2 separate regions of the Homo sapiens genome follow, and region 1 is linked to region 2. A link is a loop called in an ENCODE intact Hi-C map of the cell type or tissue named here. Cell type or tissue: PC-3. All regions are shown on one strand.

Region 1 (8,000 bases), 270 kb after region 2:
TTAATACTATATACCCTATAATTGTTAGCATATTTTATTATTATTCATTTTAACTATCAAAAGGGTGAATAATAGGAGTAGGAATACATGGCCAGGTATTATGTTTCATGAACCTATAATGAATTAACTGTTGGACAGTGTTTGATATATAGATTAAAGGAAGTCTATAGAAATCTCATGAGCAGACCCAAACATATCATATTATTCAATATGTTACCTGTATGCCATTTCCAATCAGATGCATTGTTTAAGAATTGAGGCTGGATCAACTGGTAAAGGGTTAATTGGGAAGCAAATTTGGGGCAAGGCACGGTGGCTCCTCCCTGTGATCACAGAACTTTGGGAGGCCGAGGTGGGAGGATTCCTTGAGCCTGGGAGTTCAAGATGAGCCTGAACAACATAGTGAGATCCCATCTCTACAAAAAATTTTTAAAAATTAGGCAGGAGTGATGGCACATGGCTGTAGTCCCAGCTACTGAGGATGCTGAGGTGGGAGGACTGCTTGAGCCCAGGAAGTCAAGTCTGCAGTAAGCTGTGATCACACCACTGTACTACAGCCTGGGTGATAGAGCAAGAACCTTAAAAAAAAAAAAAAAGCAAAGTTGTATCATATCTTTTACCTTGTAATTTAACCAGAATGCCTCATCCACATGTTAGTACTTAAGGTAAAAGGAAAACTAAAATAACAAAAAATACAGGGTACTAAACTATACATATGGTATTTTAATTATTATATGAGTTGTATATGTAATGCATGTACAGTGTGCATGTGCATACACGTATACACAAAATAAATCCCAAAGAACATAGCCCAATGTTAATTTCAACCATGATAGGATTAATTTTTTTTTTTTTGACACAGAGTCTTGCTGTGTTACGCAGGCTGGAGTGCAGTGGCGTGATCTCGGATCACAGCAGCTTCTGCCTCCCGGGTTCAGTTGATTCTCCTGCCTCAGCCTCCCGAGTAGATGGGATTACAGGTGTGAGACACCTGACATCCTGAGTAGCTGGGACTACAGCCGTGTGCCACCACTTCTGCCTAATTTTTAATTTTTTTTTTGGTAGAGATGGAACCTCACTATGTTGTTCAGGCTCATCTTGAACTCCTGGGCTCAAGGAATCCTCCCTCCTCGGCCTCCCAAAATTCTGTGATCACAGGCAGGAGCCACCGTGCCTTGCCCCAGATTTGCTTCCCACTGAACCCTTTACCAGTTGATCAGCCTCAGTTCTTAAACAATGCATCTGATTGGAAATGGCATACATGTAACATATTGACCACTCAGCTAATTTTTTTTTTTTTTTTGTATTTTTAGTACAGACGGGTTTTGCTGTATTGGCCAGGCTGGTGGTCTCGAACTCCTGGCTTCAAGTGATCCACCTGCCTTGGCCTCCCTAAGTGCTGGGATTACAGGCGTGAGCCACTGCGCCCAGTTTATGATGGGACTGGTATTTTTAACTTCACTACTTGGCCCAATATTAAGCCTTTGCTGAGTATGGATTATACTTATGAAAAAAACACTATATCCCTTAAAACCCCTGCTACTTATGAAATATTTCAGATAAAAAGTATAGAGAACTATAAAATTAATCCAAGTTAAGAAAAACTTTACTCCTCCATGACCCTTTCTTCACTCCTAGAAATAATCAATATCCAGAATGCGGTATTTATTCCACTTTTTTTTTTATTACTTTACTACATATGAGAGCGTCCCTAGACAAAATATAGTATTCTTTTGCATATTTGTCTTCATACAACCACACACACACATTAATACTATAGGTGTTCTTGTCCTCCAACTAGCTAATTTAACATTATATGTCTATATGTACACACACACACACAAACTTGATTCTTATACTCAAGAGAGCATTGTGAGGAGTTCAAGAGGAAACCCTCCTCCAGATCCCAGCACAGTTTTTGACACATTATTCACAGCACCAATGTTTGCTTCCTTCTCATCCCAACTGTGCTGAGATGTTATTTCTTTACATATTCACTTCTAATTTTACCATTAAGTATTCTTTTTGTCTGCATTCTTTTAGTTTACATTGTGGTTCTTTATCAGGCTTTCTGAATTGAATGTTTAACTCATTTTCATTTTTATTGATATAGGTATTTAATGCTTTAAAATAGCCTCTGATAGCAACTCTAGCTAAATTCGTACATCCTCTGTTTTCATTATGATTATATGCACCAAATTCTGCAACTTTAATCTATTTCCATTTGGGTGCAAGTTTTGTTTAATAGCCTCAGATAGAGTCAATTTTCATGAATGATCCATGTTTATATGAAAAGTAGGTGTGTTGCCTAATATTAGGCTTCACAATTTAGAATAAGTGTATCTGTAAGATCTACCCTTGGAATTATGTTGCTTAAGTCTTCTCTACAGTTGTTAAATTTTTCTCCACCTGAACGTTTTTGGATTATAGGAAATGTGGTAGAATTTCTATTATTAAATGGTGTGCTTCTTCCTACTTCTCTTTGCACTACTGTAGTTTTTGCTCTATCAATATTTTTACCACATGACTGCATATATGAGTAGCTCCCATCTTCCTTGTGAATTGTAGCCTTTGACTTTATCAACTGTGTTTTTTTGTCTCTTTAAATCCATTTTGGTCTCAGTTTTTTTCTTTTAATTATCAAGATTGTAACCCTTACTTTCTTTATATTGTCAACTGCCTAGTATATATTTATCCTTACATTTTTAACCTATATGAATACGTTTGTTTTACGTGTATCACTTGGAAAAGCACAGCTTTGGATTTTTCTTCAATAGGCAATCTGAAATACTTTTAATAGATGAGTTAAGCCAATTTATTGTTATTGATATGATTGATGTCTTTGCTCATTTGTGTTCAATTCTGTTGTATTGCTTTTAAACACAGAAATTGTATAGTCTTTCACTAGTTCATATGTTTATTTGCTATCTATATTTAGTATTTCGAATGGTTAATACATAATATCCTTGATATGGAAGAAGTCTTAATAATGAGTAGAGAAATCATCAAAAGATATGAACAGATAATTCACATAAAATGCAATATACATAGTCACTAAACTTTCAAAAATATACCAAATTACAATAATTCTGCCTGCCACGGGCTGCCAGTGTGCACCAGAGGTATCTCATGTTTCATCTTATGGATGCCCCAGAGTAGAGGATTTTACTGTCTTCTTTTACACTTATCAATTTTATTCTGACAGAATTAGAGTCATTCTATATGTAAATTCATACCCTGGGTTTTAAGTGAGGTATTTTTTTTTTGCTCCATGCAAACACGTCTGTGGAGAAGTTTGACAATGGTGGTACGGTGGTGCCCCCTCGTGACTGAAGCCTGAACTGCATGCAGCTTGAACATCACAGTAGGAAAGTGGGAGGGAGGAGTTGTGGCCCAAGCCCCGCCCTACAGAGTTTTCTAGAAGTCTGAGTGGAAAATTGGGCATTCCCAGTGTGTAGGAATACTGACAGCCTCCATTAAAAAAATGGAGCCTTTTACTATGTGGAAGAGAAAACTATGTCAGAATAATAAATATATATTTTAAATGCTTTGAGACATATGGATAAATAGCTGGAGACCTGGGTAAGCTAAAATGGATGCAGATCTTTTATTATCTTTGTAACCCAAGTTTGCCCTTATTATAACCATCTTTTCATGGAAATATACGTCTGTGATAACATCTTAAAATACTTAAACACAAAATCTCACTTTTTTTTTTTGGACTATGTATTTCATTGTGTGGATACCCTCAAATTTATTTCACTAGTATTATAGCAATGAAAATTTAGTTCCCTTACCATTTCTATGACCGAAAATAATGTACTTAACGCCATGCTCGTGTATATGCAAATATGTTTGTAAGCATTTATTTATAGTAAGTTCCTAAAAGTTTCATTTTAAAACCCTTTGAACTATAACATTTTATATTAATAATCAATTCAAAATACTATTACTAATTTATATTGCCTATATCACAGTATGAAAGTACCTAGTTCTCCACACATTAGAAATAATGAGAATCATTAATTTGGTACACAAGAAGTCATCTCTCATCATTACTTTCATTATAACTCGTTTTTGTTGCCTTCTGGAATTCCATCCTATGGATGTAACATAATCAATTTTCACAACTTCTTGTTATTCAGACTGTCCTGATATTTCCTATTATCTACACTGTGTGGATGGCATCTTTTCAGAGTCTGTGCACTGCTGAAGGGCACAGTTACAGGCACAATTCCTGTGGCTATTTGCGCTAGTGAGTTGAATGTGTCTTCCTTGAGTCCAGCAAGCTGTCTTAGGAGAAATATAACACAACATGATAAATGTCTCAGTTTGTGTGAGTGAGTGTGTGTGTGTGTGTGTGTGTGTGTGTATGCTGACAACCACATTTCCCTCTGCCCTTTTGTGGGTTTGTGTCTCATTTGGTTTCTCTTCCCAAATTCAGGCTCAGAAGTGACAAAAGAGAATTATCAGGATGGCAGTCCTTATAACCAGATGCTTATCAACATTCTTCACTACATTCTGAAGATGAATTTCTACAAGGGAAATTGTTTATGTAAGTGGTGTGTACCCTTTGATATGTATTGACATAGTGGCACACATAGAGTTGTGCCATTTAAACTCCCCAAGGGGAGGCATGTGAGGTCGGCCACAGAGGACTGAAGAAATTAGTTAATGCTGACATCCTATCACATAGGGTGGGTCCTGGACTCCGTCATGGACCTGCTGTCATGCCATTGCCACAATTGGAAGACGTGGAAGTGATCAGATGCAATCAAATTTTGTACACAAGCACATCCTGATGTAGCGATGAGGGAAAGGGGGAAGAGGAATGATCATTGCTTGGACTTACAGGACAGAGGCAGAAGGGCTAGGACACAGGCACTCTTTATACGCATTCTTTTTTTTTTTTTTTTTTTGAGACGGAGTATCGCCTGTTGCCAGGCTGGAATGCAATGGTGTGATCTCAGCTCACTGCAACCTCCGCCTCCTGGGTTCAAGCGATTCTCCTGCCTCAGCCTCCTGAGTAGCTAGGACTGTAGGCACGCACCACCACGCCCAGCTAATTTTTTGTATTTTTAGTATAGTCGAGGTTTCACCATGTTGGCCAGGATGGTCTCCATCTCTTGAGCTCGTAATCCGCCTGCCTCGGCCTTCTACAGTGCTGGGATTACAGGCGTCAGCCACCACACCCGGCCCTATATGCATTCATTTTTATGTAAAACATATGCATCAATTCTTTTGTATGAAAACGTTTGGTCATTACTGTGGTACAACAGAAGACCAGGTCAGTACCATATTTTTTTTTCATATGTACACGGATTTTTATTTTGTTTTAGACATTGTCTTACACACAATAGACATTCAGTATTTGTTGAAATTAATGAAAGAAAAGAGAAACATGAAAACGGTCTGAGAAGACAATAATCTGCTTTTTAATTTATAGACAGCAATTAGGTCAAACAATTATAGCAATGATGACAAAGAACAATATCTGAGGTACACTCAAAACCTTATGAGGGTTATTTGCCAGTTTTCCTGGCTATTTCTACACCCTTTGATCTCTAGTGAATGTTTCTACTTACAACTACATATTTTGTAAGTTTTGCCTACTGTATTTCAATCAACACTGTAAAAAATGAAGAGAGTCTTTTTGGTTCAAATTTGGTTTTTAGTTAATTATGTGATGTGTATATGATTTTTTGTTACCTTTTCTGTATAGATATCAGGAGAATCGAAAATATGTTGATGGTGGAATTGTGGTATGACATTTTTACTGACTACTACTCTGCAAAAGTTTTATCTATGAGCTCTATGGGTTGTTCCTGGCTTTTGAAAATTTACTTTAAGGAAGTGTTTTTGGAAATGGATTATAAGTATACAAGTATGCAATCTTATGTATTTGCAACTGTCTAAGATGTTATGATACTTTCCTCCCTGCAATCTGGCATTCATCCATTCAAGACATTTTAATTGAACTCTTACAATGTTCTTAATACTATGATAAGCCCTGAAGGTAAACTGTGACTAAAAATGTTGCAGGATAAAATACAGGATTCCTAGTTAAATTTGAATTTTAGATAAACAACATTCTTATACTAAAAATTATTCCATGTTTATCTGAAATTCAAATTTAGCTGAGTGTCCTGTAACTTTTTATTTTATTTGTTTACTTGTTTGTCTGTGATAAATATGGCAGCCCTAGTAAAAATAAATATAGCCCCTGATTTATTCTAATTTACTCTTTGGTTGGCAAGGAAGGCACTAATCAAATAAACCTGCAGATAAATGAAAAATTGCAACTGAGATAAGTATGAACAAGAATAAATTCAAAGCTGAAGAAGAAGAAAATAATTGGAAGAGAAACCTTGTCAGAAAGGGGACTTCGAAGCTCTATGGAAGTGTCAATGGACCCACAATACAGTGGGGAAGGAAAGAGATGCTCTGGCACTCTTTCTTTTAAATGACAGTTTTATATTCAACTTTAATGGTACAAGCAGTAGAAAGCCTGGCTGCTCACAGAGATGCAGAAAACACTCAAAGCCTTGTTTCAGGACCCACCCACTATCTTTCCCATTTGGCATCTGACTCATAATGAAGCCAGAGGCTGCAAGTTTTAGACGTATGCAAAGGTGGTACATTTCAATATTCAATTCCAATTAATATGGATATTTTCTGGGGTCAGAGAAGGAAAGGTTATTTGTCCCATCAGGCCACTGGCCTTTGCTCCTACCAGAAGTGAGAGGAACCATGCCTGTTTTTAAATAACAGGGAAGACTTTTTCAGCACAGGCTGGTGGGAAAGACACAAATCTATCTAGTCACCTGGGAGCTGTCAGACAGGAATGTTGCAAGTGACTACACCTTGCAGTGCCTCTGGCAGGATTAGGACTCTCAAACTTTCCCAATAGCCCAGCTTGTGATTCCTTCTTGCTTTCCAAGTTGCCATATGCATGCAATATTTAAAAATGGTCTTGGACAGTTTGTATTAATTACTCAGAATTTGAATATGCTCATTGTTTATCATCATTATAATAACAGTCCTACCTCAGGTTTATATGTTTATTCCCATATATTTGGGTTCCTTTAATTATCTTATGTATTTTTATGATGTCTGCAAAATAAAAGGGGAATGAGTGTTATTATACCAATTTTTATGGATGCGGGAACCTGAGCATAGCCTCTCTAAATAAGTTGCTAAAGTCATTTTTCTGATACAATCCACAACCAGATTGACTGCTTACCTAGACTCTTAGCTTTGTCTGGAGCTGTATCAAGCTAGTTAGAAGTGCAAAGTCTAAATTTATTGACTGAAAAAAAAAATCTCGAAAAGATAGTACTAAATATAAATAAATAAGTCACAAAATATGCAGCCAATTAGATTAAACTCATCAAAAATAAACTGACACCTGCTTTTTTTTTGCTTCCATTTGCTTGGTAAATATTCCTCCTTCCCTTTATGTCAAGCCTATGTGTGCCTTTGCACGTGAGATGGGTCTCCTGAATACAGCACACCAATGGGTCTTGACTCTTTATCCAATTTTCCAGTCTGTGTCTTTTCATTGAGGCATTTAGCCTGTTTACATTTAAGGTTAATATTGTTATGTGTGAATTTGATCCTGTCATTATGATGTTAGCTGGTTATTTTGCCCATTAGTTGATGCAGTTTCTTCCTAGCATCGATGGTCTTTACAATTTGGCATGTTTTTGCAGTGACTGGTTCTGGTTGTTCCTTTCCATGTTTAGCGCGTCCTTCAGGAGCTCTTGTAGGGCAGGCCTGGTGGTGACAAAATCTCTCAGCATTTGCTTGTCTGTAAAGTATTTTATTTCTCCCACACTTATGAAGCTTAGTTTGGCTGGATATGACATTCTGTGTTGAAAATTCTTTTCTTTAAGAATGTTGAATATTGGCCCCCACTCTCTTCTGGCTTGTAGAGTTTCTGCCAAGGGGTCAGCTGTTAGTCTGATGGGCTTCCCTTTGTGGGTAACCTGACCTTTCTC
Region 2 (8,000 bases):
TCGCTGGTAGATTGGAGTCCATGAAACTTAGAGTCAGAGAAAATTTAAGGGGAGTATATAATTTTCAGACGGACAGGTTTGATTAATTATAAACAATTTCCTTTGAAATCCACTTCCTACTAATGAAGGCTTAGGAAACTGAACAGCAATTTATCTTTACTACTCTCAGTGCTCCTGGTTCTTCTCTGCCGCCATGAATGACTGGCAGATACATGGGCACTTTTCTTCTTACTAACATTTGTGCCAATTCATTGTATAAAGGAACTATGTAGCATCCTGTAGAAACCAATGTGTTCTTTCCTTAATTGGTCCTACACCAGGATGACCTCAGACCCCTGTAGTGTCCAGTCAGTTATCTCTGAGCCCTGTCTATTCACCTGAGAGGACCCCAGTCTTCACTCCAGTCATACTAGACTCCCTCTCCCTTCTACCCATCCAGCCTCCATAAGTCCTGCCCATTGTTCTGGGTACAGCTCCTCTTCAAGGAGACTCTGACATCTCCAGTGAGGCTTCCCTTCTCTTTTATACATTAATGCAGTTTTACAGAGGTCATCATAACTTCCACACAGACCTAGACCTTGTTCAGTGGTTATCTTGATATTTCACAGCACATAGGCCACAGGGGATGTTGAGAGTGACCACATAAATGCTCACTGATTCTGGCGATCATGGTATCTCTGGGACAGAGGTTCTGTGGTGCAGTGGTTAAGAGTACTGGCCCTAAAGCCATGTCATACTGTTCATATCATCATGTTCACATCCAAGATGTGGCCCTCACTAACTTAACAACTCTATTGATGATGAAAATAATGATGGTGTAGGTGAAATCCTGCTCCCTGTACCAAGAGGCCTAGGTGTTGGGGGTCATGGGTAATGACTAGTCCCTGAGGTGCTGTGTCATTCAGGCAGAAACACAGGTTGTTGACATAGAAAAACTGAAGTAAGGGGTAGGGTATTAAAACTTTTAGAAATACTATATTCCAGGTATTATACATTTTTTATCTCCCTTGATCCTACCATTTTTATTACCATGACTCATATCAAGTGTTACGAGAAGTGACTTTCCCCAGAGAAAAAATACTGTGAATTACTTTTCAGGGACTCAAGCCCTGGAAATACTAAACATCCCAATATTTTTCTATCCCATCATGTGGACTTTCAATAGACTTTCAATGTCCTCACGTATATTGTTTGTATTTGCTCTTAAATAGCGAACTATACTACATTTTAAAATTAAAAAAACTATAAAATTTGAAATGTCTTATGTATAGAGATATATGTATATATACATATGGCTTTATATACATATAACTACATATCAATGTCTTTGGTATAGCTTTCTCCATATATAGCATACACAAGTTGTGCATAAATAGAATATAAATTATTTATAAGTGCATATATATATGCACACATATATACATACATACATACACACAAAAAAGGTGTAGGAAAATATTTATGATCTATATTGAAGACATGGGGTTAGTATGCTTGGCATACAAAGATCTCTTAACAAATAGAGAAATTGGCAAATAATAACAGAATGCACAAAGAACTATGTAAATATACAATAAATATTTGAAAATATGCTCAACCAAATGAAATGGCAAATAAAAATCCAGAGATATCATAATAAGGAAAAGAGGTAAGGTAATATATTACTCAGAGGGTAATCACGATTTTGCAAAGAAATGTATTTTACATGTTTATACATTGGAGTGTTTTGATATCTGAGAATACATTACAGAAAGAGAAACAATCTGAAGAATATGCACCAAGTGATTAATAGTGAATGGATAATTAAGTACCTAAAATTGCTACTAACAATTGCTAACATGTGTTGGATCTTTCAGCTCTCAAGCAATGCCGTGAGGTGTACTTAGAGAAAGCATTAAGTCACTTTTCTTTTTGGTAGAATGTAAGATTAGAAGTATGAGTATTCCTTTAACAATAAAAATCAACTTGAATCTCCAATGGGCTTTCTGGCTAAAAGTTGAAGGCCAAGTAAAAATCTTGGAGCAAGGGCATTTTTTTTTCTCCTTGCTTCAACTTACTGTTCATAGCGCCTGCCACCCAAAAAAGAGAAATGAAGCCTGGCGCTAATAATATACTTAGGTTATTCTCTGATATCCTCATTTTTTAAGGTGTATATAAGATACCTTTTCTGCTTTGGATCTTTCAAATGTCTGAAATGTTCCTAAGATAATTACATAAGTCATAAAACAGCAGTTATTATGAAAATGAATGATGATTTTAAAATTTTATCAGTTGATAGACATACTTTAGCAGTAAGATCATTACTCAAGGGGAACTACAAACCACTGCTCAAGGAAATCAAAGAGGAAACAAGCAGATAGAAAAACATTCCATGCTCATGGATAGGAAGAATCAATATCGTGAAAATGGCCATACTGCCCAAAGTAATTTATAGATTCAATGCTATTCCCATCAAACTACCATTGACATTTCTCACCGAATTAGAAGAAACTATTTTAAAATTCACGCAGAGCCAAAAAAGAGCTCGTATAGCCAAGACAATCCTAAGTAAAAAGAACAAAGCTGGAGGCATCACACTACCTGACTTCAAACTATACTACAAGGCTACAGTAACCTTGTAGAACAGCATGGTTCTGGTACAAAAACAGACACATAGACCAGTCGAACAGAATAGAGAACTCAGAAATAAGACTGCACATATACAGCTATTTGATCTTCGACAAACCTGACAAAAACAAGCAATGGGGAAAGGATTACCTATTTAATAAATGGTGCTGGGAAAACTGGCTAGCCATATGTAGAAAACTGAAACTTGACCCCTTGCTTACACCTTATACAAAATTTAACTCAAGATGGATTAAAGACTTAAATGTCAAACTCAAAACTATAAAAACCCTGGAAGAAAATTTAGGCAATACCATTCAGGACACAGGCACAGGCAAATTGCCAAAAGCAATTGCAACAAAAGCAAAATTTGACAAATGGGATCTAATTAAACTAAAGAGCTTCTGCACAGAAAAAGAAACTATCATCCGAGTGAACAGGTAACCTACAGAAGAGAAAATTTTTGCAGTCTATCTATCTGACAAAGGTCTAATATCCAGAATCTACAAGGAACTTACATTTACGAGAAAAAAACAAACAACCCCATTAAAAAGTGGGCAAAGGACATGAACAGACACTTCTCAAAAGAAGACATTTATGTGGCCAACAAACACATGGAAAAAAGCTCAACATCACTGATCATTAGAGAAATGCAAATCAAAATCACAATGAGATACCATCTCACACCAGTCATAACGGCAATTAATACAAAGTTAAGAAACAAGAGATGCTGGCAAAGTTGCAGAGAAATGGGAACGCTTTTACATTGGTGGGAATGTAAATTAGTTCAACCATTGTGGAAGACGGTGTGGCAATTCCTCAAATATCTAGAACCAGAAATACCATTTGACCCAGCAATCCCATTACTGGGTATATACCCAAAGGAATATAAATCATTCTATTACAAAGATACACGCACACGTATATTCATTGCCGCACTATTCACAATAGCAAAGACGTGGCATCAACCCAAATGCCCATCAGTGATAACATTAAGAAAATGTGGTGCATATACACCATGAAATACCATGCAGCCATAATAAAGAATGAGATCATGTCCTTTGTAGGGACATGGATCGAGCTGGAAGCCATTATCCTCAGCAAACTAATGCAGCAACAGAAAACAAATACTGCATGTTCTCCCTTATAAGTGGAAGCTGAACAATGAGAACACATGTACACAGGGAGGGGAAAAACACGCACTGGGACCTGTCAGGGGTTGTGGGGGGCGGTGAGGGAAAGCCTTAGGAAAAATAGCTAATGCATGCCAGGCTTAATACCTAGGTCATAGGTTGATTGGTGCAGCAAGCCACCACGGCACACGTTTGCCTATTTAACAAACACGCACATCCTGCACATGTATCCTAGAACTTAAAAAAAAAAAAAAGAAAATGAAAATTAAGGGCTGGGAGGGAGGACTCGAAGGAACACAAAGTTTGTGGAATCGATTAGTATGTATCCTCCTATCTCAGTCTTGACTCTCTTTGCTGACTTTCCTACCCTGGGCCCCACCCCGAGACCGCCCATTTCAGTGGGCCTCTGTGTTTGGAGAACGAACTTCGAAAGACTGGAACACTTCCGCCTGTCAGGCCAGAAGAGATTTCCTGACACCACAGCTGGAAACCCATGTGCATTTCAGTTCAGGAAAGAATGGTAGGCTTGGTGGGGGGAGCTCCCGCAAAAGGGGAACTAATACAGAAACACTCTGGTATTTGTCTGCCTCTCTTGTTCCAGCGCCGTTTTCCCTATATCCGGAATTCGTCCCTGCGCATTCCAATACCTGAAGCGGCCACAGGGTACAGGACAGGGAGCCCTCCGACAGAAAAGAGTCGCGGCGCTAAACAAAGCCTGATATCACTCCGCTTCCATAAGCCGGATCCCCATAAACTACGCTCTAGCTCCTCCCACTGCCGTTGTGGGTAACGCGGACGTGGAAGAACCTCGTCTGCGGAGGAAAAGGTAGATGTTAAATGGTAACTACGCGCGAGGTTCTGAGGAGCCCTGGGAACAGGAAGGAGAAAAGAATACCAAAAGTGACAACAGTTTGCCAATCGCAGTCTTTAATCTGATAAAGCGGTTATCTCGTCTTGAGTCCCAGGTGCCGAGTCAATCCCCATACACAGCCGCCGCCATTGCCTCGAGTCCTTGTGTCTGACTGTCTGTTCCTGCTGCTGTATGACACAGCACCTCGAGGCAAGGAAATAAGAAAACTGCCTCTGATCCAAGCAGAGAAGGTCAGTGAGAAGGTGCGCATCGCTTGGGGGTGGATGTGGGTATCAGAGGTGAACACTGGATACGCGACCTGGTCATGGGAGGCGGGCGGTGAGAAGGAGAGAGAGATGGGTAATTGGAATGGCACACAACAATTAAAAAAAAATGATCTACCTTTTGCTAGCTTGATTTCCATACACTCGGTTCACCTCAGACCATGCTTGGGAAGAAAAAGGTTGCAGCTTCTAGCAGGGAAAAGGCAGACTAGATGAGGAAGAGAGGGCTACTTCCACAGGCGAGGACAGTTGTCTGGGGAGCCCTGAGAGGGAGAGAATGTAAAAAGAGGTTGTAAATGTTTGATAATCAAGGCTCTGGATTTGAAAAGGGTCTCATGTCTTGGTTACTGGTCTGACCATTAATAACCACGTCTCTCTCTCTGTCTTTTCATTTGTTCTTTGGGTGTGTATCACGCGTTTTTATGTGTAAATCTGTTCCTAAGTTTGCAGCACTCCATGTTTCTGTAAAGATCTGTAGGGGACAGCAGACCTCAAGGGGAGAGGAGAAGGAAAAGAAAATTGGCCTGGTTTGTACAGAGTGGGCAGTACTTGGGAGGCAGTACTTGGAGGTGGTAGATGGCTAAGATTAGAGTAGGCAGGAGTGTAAGGGAGCCTCCAGAACTCTCTGCCAGCTTTCCTAACATGTCCTCCCTTACCCGCATTATGTTGCAGAAAATGATAGGCTTTGGGAGAGAGGAAGGAAACATAGGAACCCAGATGAAATATGGAAATAAATACTTTTCATTTTTTCCCCAGCCTCCGTGGTTTGTCTAGGCATTTCGTCCCTACTAACACCACTACTACTACCTTGTAGGGATGTTTGAGTTGTCTCTGTATAGGAATTGTCAGACTTTGAGAATAGAGCAGAGGGGCTTGGAGATTTAGGAGTGGGAGAAAAAGGGGAGATAGAAAATGTTTGCCAAACAGGTACTTATATCCAGAAAGAAACTGTGCCCTAGGTGCTGGTCTCTACCAAAAACAGCCTCAACTGTCTCCTGTGTCTTCATTTATTGGTCTCTGTTTTTGTGAATCCCTGTAGGTAGATCTGTCCCCAGGTCTGTGGAACTGTCAGTTGTGAAGTTTTGTAAAATGGTCACCCAACTTAAAACTAGGAAATTACGAAGAAGAGAAAATTGCCCTGTATCTGTTAAGGTTGGTGTAAAGGTACAGGGACAGGGGGGCAACTTCGACTAGAGAATTCCATCTCTTCTGTTTTGTCATTTTACCAATTATTCCCATCTGCCCCACCCCCTGCTGCTGCTGATTTAGTTGGGAGTCTTGGTAAGTTGTGGGGGTACAGAATGCTAAGCTGCCTTTCCCACTCTCCACTGCTTGTCCTGCTCTCACGCTTGAACCTAGTCTAATCTGAACGAGGGACATTCTAGGGCAATCACTGAAGAGGAAGATGGTGGGCAATAGGAAGGAGGAGGAGGAGTAGCCCTGAAACAAAGCAGTGGGGGAGAGGGGATAGGAGGAGGGAAACACTAGACAAAATCTGGAAAGGCAAGAATAAGGGCAAGGGACCAAGGTCTGTCACCAGGAGATCAGTTTCCACATTCTCCTGTTTGTTTATTTGTCCATAGGTCTGCCTGTAGATCTGCTGTAGGGCTTGTCACCATTGGAAGCAAGGTAAGGAGGAGAAAGTTACTCCAGATCAGTGCAGGTTGGTATGAGTGTGGGGATTGCCTGGGTAGACCTGTAGGATGGAGTAGTGGAGAGCTGCTTGGCTCCAGCAGGGGTCAAGAACCACTAAAGGGATTCCTCAGCTTCTCATCCAGTTTTCCTACTCCTTATGCTCCTGTTTGGTGACTGGAAAGAAGGCTGATGGCACTTGGAAGTGTAGGGAGTGGGTGAAATGAAGGGAGAGAGAGTTTGCTAATTATCTACCTCTCTCACCTAGCACTGAATCACCATATTCTCCTGTCTCCCTGTGCTGATCAGCATGAGGAGAAAAAAGTTGGAAGAGACTCAAAGCCCCATTTCCTTCCTCCACCCCTAGGTCCTACTTCAGTGGCAGATCTGGTGGCCTTGGAGTGGCTGAAGACCACCACCCTCCACAGGGCTGGGCCCATGCACAGCCATCCTTCCCTACCTTGAGTGAGCTTCCTCTGCATGTTTTCTATATCACTGGCAGAGCCTGTAGTTGGAAAGGGGACAGAGTGACTACTGGACTTTGTGTGAAAACACCAACCGGGACAAAACTTCAGTCAAGGCTGAGACGGGTGGGGGTATATAACTTGTCCTTACGTTAAACTTGGAACATGGTTGACTCTGGGACAGAAGCAAGGGCTAGAGGAAAGGCTGAGGCTGGCCTGCAAGATGGAATCAGTGGTCCTGCCACTGCTAGAGTGAATGGTAAAACCCAGGCCGAGGCAGTGGCTGAGGCAGAACTGAAAACAGAATCAGTGACCCAGGCCAAAGCTGGTGATGGAGCAATGACCAGGACACATACAGTGACCTACAGGGAGGCTATGGCTGTGACAAGGGAAGTGATCAAGGTGGAAGATACAACTAAGACTAGAGTCATGGTTGAGACTAAGACAAAACCCCTGGCAGAACGCAGTATAGTGCCACAAACCAAGTCAAAGGCCATGCCTATGTCTAGGGTCAGTACTGTAACCAAGTCTGAAGTCAAGGTTGTTGCTGTCATTGAGGCAAATATTAGGTCCTATGCCAAGTCACATGATAAGGCCAATACTGGGTCCAGACCTGACAGAAGGGAAGAGACCAGCATTGGGATGAAATCCAGTGATGAGGATGAAGAAAATATATGCTCCTGGTTCTGGACTGGAGAAGAGCCTAGTGTAGGGTCCTGGTTCTGGCCTGAAGAAGAGACCTCTCTTCAAGTTTATAAGCCCCTACCTAAGATCCAGGAAAAGCCCAAGCCCACACACAAACCCACACTTACTATAAAACAAAAGGTAATAGCATGGTCAAGGGCCAGGTATATTGTCCTAGTTCCAGTTGAAGGAGGGGAGCAATCCTTGCCTCCAGAAGGAAACTGGACCCTGGTTGAGACCTTGATTGAAACTCCTCTGGGGATTCGACCTTTGACCAAGATCCCACCTTATCATGGGCCTTATTACCAGACCTTAGCTGAGATCAAAAAACAGATTAGGCAAAGGGAAA

Evidence for each region. Hi-C counts contacts between places; a loop is a spot of excess contacts. Peaks named below come from ENCODE experiments on the same cell type or tissue, not always from the same donor. Only the 100,000 strongest peaks of a DNase experiment are listed, where the experiment ranks them.
Region 1: a loop joins it to region 2, with 4 times the contacts of the local background. A loop is called at or near these places in 6 of 110 quality-filtered maps.

The regions. Positions count from the first base shown.
Region 1 is chrX:102,860,598-102,868,597 of GRCh38, forward strand. It overlaps ARMCX5-GPRASP2 (ARMCX5-GPRASP2 readthrough), which reads left to right. Exons shown (of 19, transcript NR_146584.3): 13 at 4,445-4,555. It overlaps LINC00630 (long intergenic non-protein coding RNA 630), which reads left to right. Exons shown (of 12, transcript NR_146589.1): 4 at 4,445-4,555. Among named protein-coding and RNA genes, the nearest start is that of RAB40AL, 73 kb to the right of the region's middle. In PC-3, a CTCF peak has its summit at 3,323 (motif pointing left); a DNase peak (open chromatin) is centred at 3,334.
Region 2 is chrX:102,595,010-102,603,009 of GRCh38, forward strand. It overlaps ARMCX5 (armadillo repeat containing X-linked 5), which reads left to right and starts at 4,506. Exons shown (of 4, transcript NM_001168478.2): 1 at 4,506-4,838; 2 at 5,911-6,023; 3 at 6,455-6,500; 4 at 6,871-8,000. The coding sequence starts at 7,133. ARMCX5-GPRASP2 (ARMCX5-GPRASP2 readthrough) reads left to right here and starts at 4,506. Exons shown (of 19, transcript NR_146584.3): 1 at 4,506-4,838; 2 at 6,455-6,500; 3 at 6,871-6,968. RefSeq lists enhancers at 4,552-5,323, 4,756-4,805. In PC-3, no CTCF peak of the experiment used is centred here; a DNase peak (open chromatin) is centred at 4,472; H3K4me3 peaks cover 2,859 bases; H3K27ac peaks cover 1,202 bases.